4 separate regions of the Homo sapiens genome follow, and regions 2, 3 and 4 are each linked to region 1. Evidence: chromatin contacts called from ENCODE Hi-C or POLR2A ChIA-PET data. All regions are on one chromosome and are shown on one strand. Each heading gives the region's core, a stretch centred on a gene start or an enhancer-like site at or near the end of the contact. The rest is flanking DNA. Distances are from core to core; before and after follow the strand shown. Region 1 holds the start of NME1 (NME/NM23 nucleoside diphosphate kinase 1). Region 2 holds the start of RSAD1 (radical S-adenosyl methionine domain containing 1). Region 3 holds the start of LRRC59 (leucine rich repeat containing 59). Region 4 holds the start of CACNA1G (calcium voltage-gated channel subunit alpha1 G).

The links. A loop is a pair of places that touch in the nucleus more often than their neighbours do. ChIA-PET counts read pairs that join two places held with the same protein, here RNA polymerase II (POLR2A). Pooled maps may share reads with other maps.
Region 2: a pooled map shows a loop between it and region 1 (23-fold over the local background). The contact joins the promoter of RSAD1 here to the promoter of NME1 in region 1. A Hi-C loop is called at or near these places in 1 of 37 single-sample maps with no recorded cell type and 7 of 50 pooled maps. POLR2A ChIA-PET finds 5 or more read pairs at or near these places in 1 of 52 experiments (activated T-cell).
Region 3: a loop to region 1 is called in a pooled map, with 6 times the contacts of the local background. The contact joins the promoter of LRRC59 here to the promoter of NME1 in region 1. A Hi-C loop is called at or near these places in 1 of 37 single-sample maps with no recorded cell type and 6 of 50 pooled maps. POLR2A ChIA-PET finds 5 or more read pairs at or near these places in 2 of 52 experiments (HEK293 and naive thymus-derived CD4-positive, alpha-beta T cell).
Region 4: a pooled map shows a loop between it and region 1 (16-fold over the local background). The contact joins the promoter of CACNA1G here to the promoter of NME1 in region 1. A Hi-C loop is called at or near these places in 1 of 37 single-sample maps with no recorded cell type and 10 of 50 pooled maps. POLR2A ChIA-PET finds 5 or more read pairs at or near these places in 2 of 52 experiments (activated T-cell and naive thymus-derived CD4-positive, alpha-beta T cell).

The regions. Positions count from the first base shown.
Region 1 is chr17:51,151,860-51,155,296 of GRCh38, forward strand. NME1 (NME/NM23 nucleoside diphosphate kinase 1) reads left to right here and starts at 1,700. Exons shown (of 5, transcript NM_000269.3): 1 at 1,700-1,803. It overlaps NME1-NME2 (NME1-NME2 readthrough), which reads left to right and starts at 1,700. Exons shown (of 9, transcript NR_037149.2): 1 at 1,700-1,803; 2 at 2,366-2,585. RefSeq lists enhancers at 1,013-2,212, 1,236-1,767, 1,551-1,970, 3,367-3,437.
Region 2 is chr17:50,477,157-50,480,588 of GRCh38, forward strand. It overlaps RSAD1 (radical S-adenosyl methionine domain containing 1), which reads left to right and starts at 1,704. Exons shown (of 9, transcript NM_018346.3): 1 at 1,704-1,863; 2 at 2,473-2,606; 3 at 2,724-2,928. The coding sequence starts at 1,729. RefSeq lists silencers at 1,470-1,959, 2,531-2,917.
Region 3 is chr17:50,396,243-50,399,378 of GRCh38, forward strand. LRRC59 (leucine rich repeat containing 59) reads right to left here and starts at 1,281. Exons shown (of 7, transcript NM_018509.4): 1 at 971-1,281. The coding sequence starts at 1,075. LRRC59-AS1 (LRRC59 antisense RNA 1) reads left to right here. Exons shown (of 2, transcript NR_199069.1): 2 at 974-2,315. RefSeq lists a silencer at 1,258-1,327.
Region 4 is chr17:50,558,624-50,561,964 of GRCh38, forward strand. It overlaps CACNA1G (calcium voltage-gated channel subunit alpha1 G), which reads left to right and starts at 2,092. Exons shown (of 38, transcript NM_018896.5): 1 at 2,092-3,078. The coding sequence starts at 2,837. It overlaps CACNA1G-AS1 (CACNA1G antisense RNA 1), which reads right to left. Exons shown (of 2, transcript NR_038439.1): 1 at 3,305-3,341. RefSeq lists enhancers at 1,642-1,691, 3,051-3,341 and a silencer at 1,912-2,291.

The DNA.
Region 1 (3,437 bases), core at 450-2,949:
TCTCTCCTAAAAATACAAAAAGTAGCCGGGTGTGGTGGTGGGCACCTGTAATCCCAGCTGCTCGGGAGGCTGGGGCAGGAGATTCGCTTGAACCCGGGAGGCGGAGGTTGCAGTGAGCCGAGATCGCACCACTGCACTCCACCCTGGGCGACCTGGCAAGGCTCCGTCTCAAAAAAAAAAAAAAAAAAAGAAAAAGAAAATACCGGGCGTGGTGGCAGACGCCTGTAGTCCCAGCTACGCGGGAAGCTGAGTCACGAGAATCGCTTGAACCCGGATGGCGGAGTTTGCAATGAACCGACATCGTGCAACTGCGCTCCGGCCTGGGCGCCAAAGCGATACTCGGTCTCAAAAAGAAAAAAAAGAAAACAGGAGAATAATGAAATTTTACTTATTTATTTTATTTATTTTTTATTTTTTTGAGACCGAGTCTCGCTCTGTCACCCAGGCTGGAGTGCCCTGGCGCAATCTCGGCTCACTGCAACCTCTGCCTCCCGGGTTCAAGCGATTCTCCTGCCTCAGCCTCCCGAGTAGCTGGGACTACAGGCGCCTGCAACCACGCCCGGCTCATTTTTGTATGTTTAGTAGAGACGGGGTTTCACTATGTTGCCCGGGCTGGTCTCGAATTCCTGAGCTCAAGTGATCCTCCCGCCGCTGCTTTCCAGCGTGCTGGGATTACAGGCGTGAGCCACCGCGCTCGGCCAAAAGTTTTAAATTTCAGTAAGTTCCAATTTATCAACTTTTTCCCTGTATAGATTGGTCTTTTGGTGTCGTCTAAAAACTATTTGCCTGGCCCTAGGTCCTGAGGATTTTTTTTAACTTTTTTTTTCCCCATAAGTGATTTATTGTTTTACATTTAAATCTATGATTCATTTTGAGTAAATTTTGTATAAGGTGAGAGGTTTAGGTTGAGGTTCTTTGGGTCTATATTCGTCCAATTGCTCCAGCATCATTTGTTGAAACGGCTCCTGATTCCATTTTTGTACCTTTCCCCCGTTCATTTCCCCTTAGAGCAGTGGGAATGTTTTTTTGTTAGTGATGATGTCATGCCTTGTGCAAAATCTGTATTAGCATCTCACAACATAAGATTTGGCTCTATTCTAACGGCATTTTCCACCACTCGATGTCCACCGTAATACTTGGCTCTCGAAGAATCACTGGGCTGGCTCCCTCACTTCATGCAGGTCTATTCTATTATCACTTACTCAGAGATTTCTCTGGCCTTTTCTTCACAGCACTTACAAAATGCGATCTATTACATATTAATTTGCTTATTTGCTTCTTGTTTTCCTATACTCCCATCCCTCCCAGAAGCTCCAAGAGAGCATACTGTTTTATCCCTAGGGCCTAGAATAATGCGTCCACGTAGTAGGTACTCAAAATTTTTTGCTTGACAGGCTAGAAAAGGTGAATAAACACAAAGCGGGAGCGAAAAGTCTACTTCTAGGTCAGGCACTCTTTGGACTTCACGCAACGTGTGAGCGCCACCTCTCGGGAAGCCAATTTGCTCGCGAACGAAGGAAGTGAGTCAGAGAACCCGGGGGTGGAGAGAAGAAAGCAAGCAGCTAACCGGAAAGGTCTGAAAAAGCTAGCGCCGGAAGTTAAACTGCAGAAAGTTGTTCCCTAGAATGACTGCCTACTCCCAAGAGGAAGCGTGGGCGAGCGGTGTTCTGCAAAATGGGCTCTCCGGCAGCGGATCTGCGCAGAAGCGTTCCGTGCGTGCAAGTGCTGCGAACCACGTGGGTCCCGGGCGCGTTTCGGGTGCTGGCGGCTGCAGCCGGAGTTCAAACCTAAGCAGCTGGAAGGGTAAGAGGTGTTCGGGATCCTGAGAGGAAAAAGAAAGGAGTGTAGTCGCGGGAGTGGGTTAGGTGAGGAGTTAGTGAAGAGATGAGTTCAGCTCTAAGAGGCGGCGAGGAGGATCGGATGGGAGGAGGGGCAGGGAGCGCCTGTGGACAAGTGCAGACCGGTCGGCGCACGTCCCACGCCACGTGGACTCGCCTTTGTCGGTGGCCGCCTTTCTCGTCAGGCCGCGACGACAGGGCTGTGCCTTATTTGTGTCTGTCGAGAGCAGTGCCGGGCACGGAGTTGGCGCTCTGTAAGTGCTTGCTGAATAAATGACGGGTGTGTGTGTCATTCATTCAGCAAGCACTGAGTGCTTACTGTTGTGTCACCGGGACCGATGTGGAGGGACATTTTTAGGGTGTATTTCTGGCGCTTTAGTCCTGTTTTCTCCTGGACAATTTATGCTTGCCCCGCACCCCATCGTGCGATTCTCCGCAGTCTTTGGGCTTTGTCTCTCTCTCTTTTTTTTTTTTTGGAAGTTGCAGAATGGTGATAAATGATTTTCTTTGCTCCTATTGACTGCTAGGCCCTGTGGCTAGGTACCATAGAGTCTCTACACAGGACTAAGTCAGCCTGGTGTGCAGGGGAGGCAGACACACAAACAGAAAATTGGACTACAGTGCTAAGATGCTGTAAGAAGAGGTTAACTAAAGGACAGGAAGATGGGGCCAAGAGATGGTGCTACTGTCTACTTTAGGGATCGTCTTTCAAGGCGAGGGGCCTCCTATCTCAAGCTGTGATACAGGGTAGGTCATGAGCGCAGTCTTCTGTAAAATGAGGGATCTGGACGGAATAGTTACTCTCTAGGCTTCCTTTCAGTATGATGTCCCGTATCAGATATTCCTAATGTCTGTAGTTCTCCCACACCCCACCGTTTATTGGCTAGTCAAAATATTCTTTGCATTGTAAAGTGTAGCATAACATTACAAGAATGGATTAATGGGTTGGGAATGCTGGGTTTTGGCCTTCATTCTGGTGCTGTGGTCCTGTTTCCTCATTTGTAAAATGAAGGGGGTTGTAAAGATATATTCTCTAAAACCCCTAATGCTATGGCTGTGGCATTAAGTCAAACTATTATTTCTTACTGCTTTGTACCGGACATCACTTTCACATTAGTAAAACTTTTCATCAGTGTAGTTTCTCCCAAGCTTGATTATTGAGAAAGATAGTGCCTTGTTTTTAACATCCTGTATCCTAGTTCCACCGCAGTGTTTGGTACACAGTAGATGTTTAAAAGAAGCTTATTAAATCAAATGGTGGCCAGGCTCATGGGGCTCACGCCTTTAATCCCAGCACTTTGGGAGGCTGAGGTGGGCAGATTACTTGAGGTCAGGAGTTGGAGACCAGCCTGGCCAACATGGTGAAACCCCATCTCTAGTAAAAAAAAATACAGAAATTAGCTGGGTGTGGTGGCACGCACCTGTAGTCCCAGCTATTTAGGAGGTTGAGGTAGGAGAATTGCTTGCCTGGGAAGTGGAGGTTGCAGTGAGCCAAGGTCGCACCACTGCACTCCATCCTGGGCGAAAGAGCAAGACTCCATACCAAAAAAAAAAAAAAAAATCAAATGGGGCTGGGTGTGGTGGCTCATGGCCATAATC
Region 2 (3,432 bases), core at 454-2,953, 670 kb before region 1:
GCCAGACTTGTACTGAAGCTGAGGGACCCCAGAAACCAGCCCGCCCTGTTTTTCGTTTGTTTGTTTGTTTGTTTGATACAGAGTCTCACTCTGTCTCCCAGGCTGGAGTGCAGTGTCGCCATCTGGGCTCACTGCAACTTCCGCCTCCCAGGTTCAAGCAATTCTCCTGCCTCAGCCTCCCGGGTAGCTGGGACTACTGGCACGCACCACCACACCTGGCTAGTTTTTTGTATTTTTAGTAAAAACGGGGTTTCACCGTGTTAGCCAGGATGGTCTCAATCTCCTGACCTTATGATCCGCCCGCATCGGCCTCCCAAAGTGCTGGGATTACAGGAGTAAGCCACCGCGCCCGGCTTCTGCCCTGGGCTTTATACCCTGGGGCCATGTGACATGTTGGGCTGAAGTGTTGAAGGACATGCTTTTTCTAGGGGGACTGGAACAGAGCATGGCTGTGCTGGCCAGTCCTTCCTTCCCTCAGGATGTTGCATTCTCTGCACACTCTACAGTTTTATTTATTTATTTATTGAGACAGTCTTGCTCCATCACCCAGGCTGGAGTGCAGTGGCACTGTCTCAGCTCACTGCAACCTCCGCCTCCCAGGTTCGAGGGATTCTCCCTGCTCAGCCTCCCGTGTAGCTGGGATTACAGGTGCCCACCACCACGCTTGGATAATTTTTGTATTTTTGGTAAAGACGGGGTTTCAGCATGTTGGCTAGGCTGGTCTTGAACTTCTGATCTCAAGTGATCTGCCCGCCTCGGCCTCCCAAAGTGCTGGGATTACAGGCGTCTACAGTTATTCTTGAGAACTACAAGCAAGAAAGGAGGGGAGAACCAGGTCAGTTCAAGGCCACTGGGAGAACTGTCCTGCACCGCCTGCCTCTGAAGCCCATGATGTTTCTGCTTTGTGGGACAGTTGTTCAGGTGCCTGCTTCCCCAGGCCTTCCCCTGCGCCTTCCCCCTCTCTCCTACACACACCATCTGACTGTCCTTCCAGCACGTACACCTCCAGATGCTTGGGTTGGCCTGACCCAAAACAGTCTACTCTCCCGGCCAAGCCAATTGCCCCTGGGATTTTCTGCTCCTCCAAGATCCCGTGCATAGCCCTGGTGGTGGCTCATGCCCTTAATCCTTAGTTACTCTAGATGCTGAGGCAGGAGGATCGCTTGAGGCCGAGGAGTTCAAGACCTCCCCTCTCCCAAATATTTGTAAATGAAATTAAAAGAAAGATCCAGCCCAAGTGTCTCTTCTGCCCTACTGACTCCCACACTCTTAAAACAGATGACCTCACAGCACTGAGGCGGACGGCTCTGGTGTCCAGCAGGCACGGAATTAATACGCCTTGCCTGTCCTGGCCGGTTGGCTTGCCTCTCTCCTGCCAGAATGCAACCTGGCTTTATGCACCTAGATGTCCCCAGCGCCCAGTTCTGAGCCAGGCACATCAAATGTCAAGGAATTGACTGAACAAACTAAGAGCTCCTGGATGGGTCCGGGAACTCGCCCGGGCACAAGGTGCCAAAAGGCAAGCAGCCCGCCTCGCGGCCTGGGGAAAGAACCGACAGGAGGCCGCAGTGAGCGCCCGGGCGCCCGGCAGGTGGCGCCGCAGCCCCGGGCCCGGGCCCTCTTGTCGCGCGGTCACGCAGCCCCTCTTCCTTCCGCCGGCTGCGCACTCACAGTGATCCCTGCGCGCGTCTCCTGCTCGGGTCAGTGCGCCGCGCTGCGCTGGGCGCCATGGCGCTCCCCGGAGCCCGGGCTCGCGGCTGGGCGGCAGCAGCCAGAGCGGCCCAGAGGCGCCGCCGCGTGGAGAACGCAGGAGGGTCCCCGAGTCCTGAGCCTGCGGGCCGGCGCGCGGCGCTTTACGTACACGTGAGTAGGGGCGGGGGCGGAGCCCACGGTGTGTGGCCGCAGCCCTGGCCGTGACCGTGGCCGTCCAAAACCCAGGTGGCGGTTTGTCACTCTATGAACCCGCCTGCCGTGTTTCCGTGCCCCCGTACGAGGTCTGGGATGGGACCCTGTGCTTTGGCAGGGAAATGACTTGGTCCAGAAACCTGAAGTCTCTGCTACTCACCGGCTCGGTGACTCTGACCAAATGGTTCAAATTTCATAACAATTTTCCTCTTAGCAAGACAAAATTTTCTTAAGAGCAGTGTTCTGACTCGGTAGCTGGGAAAATGGCTCATAGGAAAATTGTATGAAAATTATATGATCCCAGAAAGAGCTTGGGTTGAATTCCTTCCTGACGTCTGCTGGTTGGAAGAGGCAGCGTAACAAAGGAGTGAGCCTCAGTTTTCTCACATTGAAGTGGATGTAATAACCCCAGTGCGACCTGCCTTGGGGAGTTGTGTGGCTTAGATGTCCTAGCTACTGTGGAAAGACCTCGGGATAGGGGTGGGGGTGGGGTTGGGGGTGTGTGCGACTGAACCCTGGAAGTGGCCAGGGCAGCTCTCACCGCGCACGTGCACTCACTGCCCCCAGTGGCCTTACTGCGAGAAGCGCTGCAGTTACTGCAACTTCAACAAGTACATCCCTCGCCGCCTGGAGGAGGCTGCCATGCAGAAGTGTCTGGTGACCGAAGCTCAGACGCTGCTGCGGCTCAGCGGGGTGCAACGGTGGGTAGTGGGGGCTGTAGGCAGCGTTTTGGGAAATATTTGGAGGAGTGGTGGGGGATAGGTGCAGGCATCCCAGAGGGCTCCCCCAGGTCTCATTTCTCCATTCTCTTTCCCCAGGGTGGAGTCTGTGTTCTTTGGTGGGGGGACCCCCAGTCTAGCCAGTCCCCACACGGTGGCTGCTGTCCTGGAGGCTGTGGCACAGGCAGCCCACCTGCCTGCAGACTTGGAAGTCACATTGGAGGCTAATCCTACTTCAGCTCCGGGCTCCAGACTGGCAGAGTTCGGGGCAGCAGGGGTTAACAGGTTGTCTATAGGCCTCCAGGTAACCCATGGCACTCACCCCATCCCAGTGCACCCCGCCCTTCAGTGCCATCTCCTCTTTGGTCACATTCATTCATTGGGCAAACATTGATTGAGCACCTTCTGGGTGCCAGGGACACAGTAGGGCCTAGTGCGACACTTTTATAACTCCTTAATTGTCTGCTGCTGTCATAGACCACAGACTTTATGAGAAAGGGATCAGGTGTGGCTTTTCTATTTCAAACACTTACCATAGTGCCTGGCACATAGTAGGTGGTCAAAAAAGATTTGCTACATGACACGGGAGACGCAGACATGTAGCCAGATTATTGCAGCATGGTAAATGTCACCTGTAAAGGGGGTCTCTATAAAAGGCTTCTAGAGTACAGCCTGAAGGGAGGTCACTCTGATGAAATCACTGAAACTTCTCTGGAGGAGATGTTTGAATGAAGAGGAAGAGTTCACCAGGTGAGGGGGTGTGGGGGAAACGACACAGGCCATGGAAGAGCCTGGCATGTTTTGGGGG
Region 3 (3,136 bases), core at 31-2,530, 760 kb before region 1:
TTTCCATTACAATGGTATTTAACCTCCCAATAAGCGTATGAGATGGAAACTATTATCACCATTGTATAGATGAGGAGATCTAGGCATAAAGGCTAACTAGCTTGCCAAGGGCACTCGGCTATTAAGCAATGGAGCTGGGAGGAGCTAGGAACCCGGTTCTAACCACTGTAATACCCGTCCACGGTGGAAGAAAGACTGGGCCCAGCGCCCAAGGCAAATGTAATTTATCAACGGCAGAAAGCAAAGTGTGGGTCACCCAAAGTGAGTCTAGTAGGGCGTTGGCGCGGGTGGGAGGGGGAACGGAGTGGGAAAAGGAGGGATGTGGGAACTAGCTCCACGCTGACAAAACTAGATGCCTGCTATCTCTCTGGAGCTGTAAGCTTCAGTTTACAGGGGAAAGGTTGGGGGAGAGAGGGGCGAAAGGGACTCCCGCCAGTTTCAGCGGAATTCAGATGACAGTTTACCAGCCAAGCTGGGGGGAGACTTTACTTTCTTCGAGTTAGGCTGCCTCAGGGCTCGGGCAGCCAGCTGGAATTGCCAGCTTCCTAGAAGAGCCAGGTTCTGGGCCACACCCAGGTCTACCAGGAGGCCTACTCCCCTGGAACAAGTCACTCATTCATTCTCGAATACATCCAGTAACTGCTCCGTGTGCTCCTACTCAGAGTCGGGCACGGAGGTGGGCGCTGTGAAAGCCCCGCAAAGGTGACAGATTCGCTTCTTAGCCTGTAAAAAGCCTAGGGCCAGAGAAGCAGATCTTCCCTATGTTCTGGAACTGCGCCAAAGTGACACGTGTACATCCCGGGAAGAACCTTGGGCTGGACGCGGCCTCCTAGGGGACTTAGTCCCACCACCCCGCTTCTTTTTAAAGAAAAGGAAACTGATGCTTTTAGAGAAGAGGAAAGTAAGTGGCCCACGTAGGGGCCAGCGCCCGGCGAAGGTGGGCGCCTGGGCCTCGCGGGACGATACTGACCAGCTCCTTCACCGGGACCTCATTCAGGTCGCTGAGGCTCAGGTCCAGTTCGTTGCCGTCCAGCTTGTCGCGGAGGTTCCCGCCCTTGCTACCGGCCTTGGTCATGGTAACGCCGGCTGAGCGGGCCCCGGCTCCGGGGTTCCGGCGGGTGAAAGGAGCTGAAATGTCGCTTGTCAGTTCAGCGGCCCCCCACCCAAACGACGACGCCTGAGCCCTCCGTCGCCGCCGATGCGAGACCGCCTCCGCCCGCTGGCCGCACTCCGAGCCTCGCGCCTAGCTCCCACCGGTGCCGCGACGACGACCACTTCCGTGTCCACGTCACCTTCCGCGACCACTGAGATGGGCTGGGCCAGAGCGGCCCGAGCGTGTGCGGGCACGCCCCCTGGTGCCCAGGGTGATGCACTGCACGTCGCCGCCGCCGGAGGGGTGGGGTTGGAGGCTGCGAGCTCGGTTCACGTTCACCCGTGGCCCGCGGGCATTATTGCTGGCAGTGCCACGAGGCGAAAGGGCACGGACTGGGCGCCAGAAGACTGGGTTGACATCCAATACTGACCTCATCAGATCACCCCAATCCCCCTGATTAGGAGCAGAAGCTGGGTGTCCTCTAAAACTGCTCCCTGTCCTCTACTTAACCCCCGAATAACCATCATGGGGAAAACTCTTCTTCCTGAATTTCTCCTCTCTCCTCCCCACTCACTGCCTCAGTGCTTGTCTCTGTCCTTCCATCCACTTTCACCCAGCTCCCCGGTGATCTTTCTAAAAATCTGGCCAAGTCTCTCCCCTACGTAAAACCCTTCAAACTTGCAGCTACCTCTAGGATACGGACCACTTTCCTTTGGAAGCTGGGTCCTGCCTGCTTTCGCAGCTTCCTCACACGCTCCAGTCCCTGCCTGGCCTAGATGCTGTGTAGATTTCCAGGAGGTGGCTCCCACGTCTGGCCCTCCCCAGCGATGGCCCTCCCTCCCCCCCACTCACCTCTGTCTAGCTAATTCCTTAGTCCTTCAGGAAATCTCCCCTGAACACCGTGAATGCCAGACTGAGTTAGCGCCCCCCCCAACCAACTTAGGTCCCTGTTTGCTACTTTATCATCAGAGACAGTAGAGCTTGATGGCCAAGTGGGACCTCTGGCACTAATACCTATCCACTGGGTATTCATCCTGGCTCTGCCACTTGCTACTTATAAAACCGTAGACAATCACCAGGCTTCAGTCTTATCTATGAATCAATCTATGAGACATGTAGCTAACAGAGGTTGGGGAGAACTGAAGGAGTAAAACACACCAAGAGCTTACAGCAGTCACTGGCACTTAGTAAGTACCCAATAAATATTAGCTACAATTCATGATCCACCTTGTATTATACTCATCTTTATGTGTCTGTCCTTCATTCTGGACTGTGAGGACAGGGATTTTTGTCTTAATCATCTTCGTATGCCCAGAGTTGGCATACCCTGATGCAGGGTAGCTACTCATTCAGATGTCTGTTGAATAAATGAATAGATGGATGGATGAATGAATGAATGAATGAAGGAAGGAAGCACTTTACCCACTCCAAACCTCAGTTTACTCATTTTGAAATAGGGATATTAAAGCTTATCTCAGAGGGGCCGAGCAGGATAGCTCACACCTGTAATCCCAATACTTGGGAGGCCAAGATGAGAGGATTATTTGAGGCTAGGAGTTCAAAACCAGTCTGGGCAACATAGCAAGACCCCATCTCTAAAAAAATAAAAAATAAAAAATCTTGTCTCAGAGGGAAACTATGAACACCAAATAAAGTAAGTGCAATTGTTACGGGGGGTGGGTGGCAGGGGTCCTTGTTCTTAGAACTCCCAAGATGGTGGCGGGCCACTTCCAAGATGGCGGCAAGCCTCTTGTTCTCTGACCTGGGTTTCTTGGCCTCACGCATTCCAAGGAATGGAATCTTGGGCCATGCAATGAGTGTTATAGCTCTATTCAGCTCAATTAGGACAAATCCAGGCACTTAGCCACGCAGGAACAATGGCAAGCCTTTAGCCTGATCCAGAGCAGCAATGGGCGCCTCACTGGATCGGGAGCCCAGCAGACACCCTGCCAGATCCAGAGGGGTGGAAGTCAGCAGCGGGTCTGCGACAGCAGCAAACAGCAGTAGTGGACGGTAAGGAAAAGCTCAGCTCAAGCCGTAACA
Region 4 (3,341 bases), core at 842-3,341, 590 kb before region 1:
ATGATGGATGAGGGTGTGGGGCCTGCTGACCACCAGGGGACCTGATCATTGGGCTGGGCCAGCCTCTCTGTCCTCATTTTCCCCTCTGCAAAGAAGGGGTGTTGGGCGTCCCTACTTCTCGCGCCAGCCCCGGGGCCTCTATCCTGGCGGGAAGGGCAGGCCGACCCGGCAGACTGCGGCCTCTCGGGAGGGAAGAAGGTGTCAGACGCGCGGAGCAACCATAAATAGCCCCCCTTTCCCAGAAGACGGCACGGGGTTCAAGACTCAGGCGCCGCATACTCAGAATGAGAGCAGAGACTCCCGCCAGGAAAAAAAGGCACTTAGGGGATCTGCTCATTAGCATGAAATGCAAATGAGCCCGCCCGGCCTCATTTACACAACTCTGTGCATGGATTCGGCGAAAGGGCAACCAGGGAGACGACGGCGCAGCAGCCACTCTGCCACTTCCCCCATCCCCTCCCCCCATCGGCCGGGGCGGGAACTGAGACGACCCCAACCCTCTGCGGTGGCGGGAGGTGCGCGGGGGCTGCGTGGGTGGTGCAGCCTTAGGAGAGTGAACAACGCCCAGGGGTGATGGCCTCAGCAAAGTGAGGGGTGGTGATGGAGGTCATCCGACCCATCCCGCCGCCTCTCCGCAGTGGCGCAAGCGCCCCAAAATCTCCGGAGAGGGAACTGACTGACCCACTAGGTTCCGCCGTGTCTACCTCTCGCAGATGTTGGGGAAGTGCTTCCCGGCGTCTAATCCTCGCTGTTCCCCCCTCCACCGGCGCCCAGCACACCCGCGGCGCTCCGCTCCCGGGTACCCACAGCTTTCTGGAGTGGCGCCGGCGGCAGGAGAGAGCTAGAGCCGACTGAGCCCCAGAACTCGGGGAGGTAGGCGGGGCAAGGGCCGGGGTCTGCGCGTGCGTGTGCACGCGTGGAAAGCACAAACCCACGAGGGCCCGCTGCCGGTAGGGTTAAGGTGAGTGAGTGAAGGCGGCAGACCCGCGAAGTTCCAGTTCCGCGGACACTCTTTCCCTAAGCCACATAGGGACTTAAGAGAAACTGAGGCACGAAGTTGGGGGGTGGCGGTGGTGGGGACTTTGAAGGTCGAGTCGATAAAGCCCAGCTCTGTGCTTCCGCCCCCTCCCACACACTCGAGACCCCCACAGGTTCCTTCTTAGGGGTCCTCGCTCTGCTCCGCAGCCCCTCCTGGGGATCCGGGCTCTGCGGTCCAGCGCGACCTGCCTGGGGCCACGTGTTCAAGCACGAAGCCCCTGCGTGGAGTCCACGCCCTTCAAAAGGTCCCTAGGGGCAAAGGGATGAAGCCCAGGAGCGTCAATGTGAGGTCAGGTCCAGCGGGTTAGGGTTACGAGGTCAGGGTCGAAGTCTCAGAATTGACTCGGGAGTATGACCAATAAGCCCAAGAGATTTGTGGAGGCCACGCCCAGACCATGCCTACCCTAGCCTTTCTCGAGCTCCGCCCGTTTCTCCAAGACTGGGCCCCTCCAGCCTGAAGCCCCACCCCCAGGACATCCAGCTCCGCTCCTTCCCTCCCCCAGTCCCGCAGCCAAGCTCAACTCCAGGGTGGGAGATTAACCAGGTGGAGACCTGGGATTTCGCTCTGGGACCCCCTGGTGACAACCCTCACCCCCGTGCCGCCTGTCTCCTTTCTTCCCCAGGCCCGCCCAGAGCTGAGCTCCGTCCTCCGGCTGCTGCCCAAATCAGGGGTCGTGGACAAAGGATGCCTGGGGCCTGCGGCCCTACGCCAGGACCCCGCGCCGAATACTCTGATTCTTCGGGCTCCCTCCAAGGGAGTCCCAAAGACCCCAATGGCCAATAGGAAAGTGGGTTCGGTCTGGGCAGCAGTCTGATTGGCTCCAGCCTTCGGGAGCGGACCCAGGGGCAAGGGGAGGGGAGAGGGGCGGTCCTGGGTTTTGGGGTGGGAATCGGATTCCAGCTGTGGTTCTCTCCCTGCGCTCCCGCCCGCACTGCCACGGCGGACGGCCAATGGGCGCGCGGCTCGGGGCCGGCGGCGTCCGGCGATTGGCTGCGGGGCTGTCTGGGGGCGGGGCCGAGGCTTGAAGTTGAAGTGAGGGATCCAGCTGTGGTGTGCGCGGGGCTCCTCGCCGCCGCTTTCGCTCGCTCGCTCCGCGTCTCGGCCGGAGGAGGAGGCTGTGGCGCCGGCGACAGCTACGGCAGCGGCAGCCACCGCGGCGGCTGCGGCGGCGGCATCTCCGCCTCCACTCCCGCCCGGGACTGCCCCCCACTGTCTCCCCGCCCCTCCCGGACAGTGAGCCCGCGGCGGGGCGGGGGAAGGAGCCGCCCCCACCCCCTCCAAGCCCACCCCTAAAGAGATCCCTCCTCCCCTCCCCCGCCGCCTGGCGCGGAGCCGGGACGATGCTGACCCCTTAGATCCGGCTCCAGCTGCGCCGCGGGAAGAGGGGGCGCCCCTCCCCGGACCCCCGCCCTCCGCCGCTGCCCCCCTTTTCGTTCGCCCTCTCGGGGCGGCTTCGCCGAAGGTAGCGCCGAATCCGGCAACCGGAGCCTGGGCGCGAAGCGAAGAAGCCGGAACAAAGTGAGGGGGAGCCGGCCGGCTGGCCCGGGAAGCCCCAGGGGCGCAGGGGAAGCGGGACTCGCGCCGGGCGGGGTTTCCCTGCGCCCCGGCGCCCCGCGGGCAGCATGCCCCTGCGGGCAGGGGGAGCTGGGCTGAACTGGCCCTCCCGGGGGCTCAGCTTGCGCCCTAGAGCCCACCAGATGTGCCCCCGCCGGGGCCCCCGGGTTGCGTGAGGACACCTCCTCTGAGGGGCGCCGCTTGCCCCTCTCCGGATCGCCCGGGGCCCCGGCTGGCCAGAGGATGGACGAGGAGGAGGATGGAGCGGGCGCCGAGGAGTCGGGACAGCCCCGGAGCTTCATGCGGCTCAACGACCTGTCGGGGGCCGGGGGCCGGCCGGGGCCGGGGTCAGCAGAAAAGGACCCGGGCAGCGCGGACTCCGAGGCGGAGGGGCTGCCGTACCCGGCGCTGGCCCCGGTGGTTTTCTTCTACTTGAGCCAGGACAGCCGCCCGCGGAGCTGGTGTCTCCGCACGGTCTGTAACCCATATCCTTCGGGGCACGACGGCCAGGCGCGGGGTCAGAAGGGGGACGGGCCGCACCGCCGGGGGTCGGGGGGGAAGAAGACCCACCGCCAGGTGAGTCGAAGTGAGCCCGGAGGGTAGGCGGATGGGGGGGGGGCTGCCAGGGAGGGGAGGGGGCACCAGAGTGGGAGCGGAGACGCGAGCAGGTCTCGTCGGTAACCCGGGCTTACCCCACCTGCGTACACACACCTCAGTCTTCCTGGGTTGGGGGGGTGGGGATCCAGGC